Linked DNA regions of Homo sapiens: region 2 is linked to region 1. Evidence: read pairs that join two places in POLR2A ChIA-PET (ENCODE). Cell type or tissue: K562. All regions are shown on one strand.

Region 1 (2,500 bases):
GTGAAATTGGAAACTTCTCCTCATTTGACTGCAGCTGGTGAGCTTACTGTTGGTTTTGATTATATTTGTTGTTGAGAGGCAGATTTTTGTGATTCTCTTTCACACGACTAACTGGGAAGCACCAAAAATGAAATCTCTCCCTCTGCCTTCTTGTGGAGACAGATCTTAAATATGTAAATAAACAAGAAAGTTTCAAAGCATTGCAACAGAAATAAAATACAAGGAAAGCAACATCTCTTTTGGTTTGTCTTACTAGCTTTACCTTCCTTACTCCCTGGAACTATCATTTATAGGGATCTAGCCCTATAAATGACAAGTTGTTGCTTTAGTTGGATGCTGTGAAGCTCTAAATAAAACTGCTCCTAAGTGGATTGTGATGTCACACTTAATAAAAACTTTATTTTATGGGATAGTCATGGGAACAATGACAGGTTAGACACACTAATCTGTCTCCAGGTGGTGGGCAGGGGTCGGGGGGAAGGGAGTCCTCATCTCTAGCATTTACAAATTTCTGTAGTATAAATACTTATGCCATGCTGATTTCAAGCTACTAACGATTTAATAACTGGCTTGAAAACTCCTAAATATTAAAAAAAAAAAAAAAAGAAAACTCCTAAATATTTAACAGTGGGCTCTTGTAAGTCAATACAAGACAGCAAAAGCCAAGCCCTTCAGTCTGTGCCCCATTGGGGCTGCTACTCTGGGACCTAAGCTCCAGTTCTCATTTTCAGAGTGGCCTTGAACAAGTTATATAACTGTTCTTAGTCTCCATATTTTCATTTTTATAAAAGGATCAATAATATGATAGAAATGTATGATGGTTAGATCCCATAATGTTTGGTTCATAAAATCTTCCTAATTCATCAAGCACATACATGATAGAGGGGGAGAGGTCTATCATGAGCTGAGCTGTGAACTTGAGATTCTGAGGAGCTTCAGAATAAATGAAGACAGGTTCCTGCACTCACTCCCCATATAATTCATTTGTTAAACTGCATCCCCTCTCATTCCCTCCCTCTTTCTCACATGCATACATGTCCAGTTGAAGCCACCTGAATGTCCGATGTTGAAAGCTCAGTTTCCCGCTGTTGTCCTGACTTCCTTAGGGAGTTTTGATGAGTCATTCTGGCTCCGAGCCCCGCCACTTCCTCCTCCTGCAGAGGAAGCTCATTTTCAGCACTCACACCCACAAACCACACAGGAAAGCGAGAAGTGGGATTAAGTGAAAATGTTGAGCTCCTTCCATCGCCTCTGGTCCACTATTATACATGATCTTGCCAACTGTTCCTTGACTGTGTCTGCAGCTTGTCTGAGAACTGGAGTGGCCCCTGGAGCACACATCCCTGCCTGTGCATTGCCTGGAAAGTCGAGCTCTATAGCCAAGGAAAAACCTCCTGATTGGAAGGCAGAAAGCACTGGGTTTTGATCCAGCTGAACTGGATACAAAGATCTTAGTTTCTTCATCAGCAACCTAGGCATAAATAGTTAGGCATACTTCATAGTGTTATGTAAAGATTAGTTGAGATAATGCATGCAAAATGCTGAGGATAATGCCTGGTACATAGAATATCCTCATATATGTTAGCTAAAATAACAATAATAACCTTTTCTTGAGACAGGGTCTGGCTGTGTCACTCAGGCTGGAGTGCAGTGGCACTATCAGGGCTCTCTGCAGCCTTGACTTCCCAGGCTCAAGCAATCCACGCACTTCAGCCTCCCAAATAGCTGGGACCACAGGCATGCACCACCACACCTGGCTATTTTTTTTTTTCTAGTAGAGATGGGGTCTCACTATGTTACCCAGGCTGGTCTTGAACTTCTGGACTCAGTGATCCTCCCACCTCAGCCTCCCAAAGTGCTGGGAGTGCAGGCGTGAGCCACAGCTCCTGGCCAACAATTATTATCATCATTAAGTAGATCTGCCTAAGGATATCTTTCCAGTCTTTGAGAAGCTTCCCCTATGACTATTTTAAAACGTGTATCCTTTAATAAATTTCAAACTCACTATTCAGGATTTCTTTCACTGAGTTGCTATTTTTTAACTTATCCAAAAGCTCTTTCATAATCTTTTATGCCATTTTGCCGAATAGGAATTTTTCTGTATGGTTTTGCTCTAGATGTCAGTCTAGACTGTTTTGAAAACCTCATACAAGATTTGCTTGTTCTCCAGACATTTATTTATCATTTGATTGAGAAATCTTTTTATCTTTTTTCTATTATTTCCCTTTTTCTTGATTTTTGCAATGCAGATGGAAAAAGGAATCAGTGTTGGGTTGATGGCCATGGGTGCTTAGGAAAGCCTGGATTCATTTATTCATTCCACACACATTTGTTGAGTACATTTCTTATGCCTTTGTGTCAGGCACTACTCTAGGAGATAAGCCCACAGAGAACAAAAACACAGTCCCTAGCTTCAAGGACTTCTGAGACTAAGCAGAAACTACAGACAGATCAACTGGTGATAAATGTGTGGTGTGTTAAGTGCTAGATACAAGAATTC
Region 2 (2,500 bases), 120 kb after region 1:
TACTAGGTTACCCTAATATTAACAATTTCAAAGCAGATTTGCCTTATAGATCAAAGGACTGATTTGTTGGGAGATAGCAATTCTGTGTTTTAAGACATACAGTTTATGAGTCTTTCACTTTTTTTAAAGACATTTTAATAAAAACCCTATGCTTAATTTATCTCTGTATTGCTCACAGCAACCAGTACAGTGCCTTGCACATCCTAGGAATGCAATAAAATAGTTGCTGAACATAGTTCCTGACAACCAATATTAAAGGCTTCCCAAAGCAAGTACCAGGAAAACAAAAGAACAAGCAAACATGACCTACAGCCATAAGTTTTGAAGAAGAAAAAAAAGAACATGCAAACATATTCTAGTATGCTTTTATTCTATGATTCACAAGCCAAATCTGAACAGGGTTTCCAGGAACTTGCTTCTTCTAAAAAATGTGCACATCTACAGTACTTTAAATTTCCATCCTGTTTATAGAAAATACAAGTAAAGCTAATGCTATTTTTACACTTAGTTCCTTATTTCCCAGAAATTTGTTACAAGTAACATCACCCCACCATCATGTGTAAGTAGTAGGCAATGAAAAAATATACATAGTGTCTGCCTTAAACCTGAAAGCAGTGACTTTCAAAGCCCAAATACAAATTATCTGATCATTAAACTAATTAAATTGCTAACAAAGCCAAACAGGAATAAAATAAGAATATATCTGAGAAAGAAAAAAAAAAAAGTGCTGACTGGAAACAGGGACAAAGGAGTTCTTGTCCCTGCTTGGCTATTAATTTACTATATGACCTTACCTAATTATTTAGCCTCTCTGGGTCCCAACTTCCTTGTTTTAATATTATCTTTGAGGTCCCTTCAAGCGACATGCTAAGATTCAGCATATGTAGCAGTGTCTAGAAAACTGATTTACATTCATTACCCCCCTCCCCACCGCACCCCTGGCAAAAGGGCACAGTTCACTTGATAGTTTTAAATATCTGAGTTTGGATTTCTATCAAAGGCAATTTATTAAAATGTCAGATGGGCTTAAGTCCATTTCAAGTGGAGAACTAAAGCGAGTATTGCTAACAGATTCGCCTAGACAGCAGCTGCTGCTATTGAGAGAATAGACTTTAACAATCTAGATGAAAATTATACCTCTTTACAAATGGAGAAAACTAGTAATGGGGATTTTCATACTCTCAAAAAGGCAGATGCATAGCTTTTCTTCCTTTTTTTTTTTTTCCTTTTCCATATTCATCATATTGAGAGAGAGGAAAACAGAAGGGCTAGCTTGGCTTGGGAGGCAGAGGGGAGAATGGATGTTACCGTACAAAACCAGACAAGACCTTTTCAATTGATGTACTGTACTAGACAGCCCATTCTTCTCACTAATGCTCACAATCCAAGAGAAATGAAAAGATTTCCTGTGGCTGGGATGGGAAGAAGCCTGGACAAGAGAGCAATACCATATGACAGTAACTAGCTTAAAAGTCTAAAGACTTGCTCTCAAGATGGGATTCAGATCATTCTGGAAAGGGCCAATAAAATGAAAATCTGTAGCTGAGACCTGATTAAGCTATGATTTATATCTATTTATAGCTTTAAAAAACTTTTGAAAGTACCTTTTGATACCAGACAGCATTAGCCTGTACAGTACTTTATCATATATTAATACATAGCAAACTTACTCAAATTGAATCCCCAAAACATTCCCATAAAGCATTTTAAAACTCCTTTTTCAGGTGAAGAAACAACGTGAGAAGGATTAGGGGATTTGCCCACAGCAAATGTTTAGCAAGTGCCAAGCCTTGTTTTAAATCCAAGTCTGACTTCAAGTCCTCCAATCTTCACCATTTTAAGATAGTACTTCTGACACTAGTTTTCAGTCCCTACTATTTTGTCTGATTTAACAAATTTTATTTCTCACAAAATTGCTCCCCCACCCCCAACTGTTCCTTCTCTGGCTTCTTAGAGCGTTCTGTGCGTAATTCTCCCAGACATGCACTTATTGGACCTTCTAATTGTTCATTTCCTTATGTCCGGGGCTAGGCTCATTTCTTCAATAGCAGAGATTGTCATCTCTCTAGTTGCAAGTGACACAGGTATCTTCAATCCCTGTGGCCTCCCGGGTTGCAACCACTTCAACTCCTTCTCTTTACCAACATGAATGCTCCACAAAGCAGGTGTTGCAATTGCTTCCAGAGGGTCTGGACCACAATAGGTGATTAATAAGTGCTAGCTGAATGGATGGTGGGTGGGTGAATGATGCAATGCTCATACATATTTTAGAGCACACATCACAATGCACACATTTACATACAGCACTCCATGTGAGTCTAAGACCATGAATTTGGTAGTGATTATTGTTTCTTCTTTTTTTTCTTTTTTTTTTTTTCAGATGGAGTCTCGTTCCCATCACCTAGGTTGGAGTGTAGTGGCACGATCTCGGCTCACTGCAACCTCCACCTCCCAGGTGCAAGCGATTCTCCTTCCTCAGCCTCCCGAGTAGCTGGGATTA

The links. Peaks named below come from ENCODE experiments on the same cell type or tissue, not always from the same donor. Only the 100,000 strongest peaks of a DNase experiment are listed, where the experiment ranks them.
Region 2: POLR2A ChIA-PET joins it to region 1 with 5 read pairs; 8 of 35 experiments call an interaction of 5 or more read pairs at or near these places.

What each region holds. Positions count from the first base shown.
Region 1 is chr9:71,646,223-71,648,722 of GRCh38, forward strand. No RefSeq gene overlaps it. Among named protein-coding and RNA genes, the nearest start is that of CEMIP2, 120 kb to the right of the region's middle. In K562, no CTCF peak of the experiment used is centred here; a DNase peak (open chromatin) is centred at 1,139.
Region 2 is chr9:71,763,709-71,766,208 of GRCh38, forward strand. All of the region lies in intron 1 of CEMIP2 (cell migration inducing hyaluronidase 2), which reads right to left. Among named protein-coding and RNA genes, the nearest start is that of CEMIP2, 3.6 kb to the right of the region's middle. In K562, no CTCF peak of the experiment used is centred here; no DNase peak of the experiment used is centred here.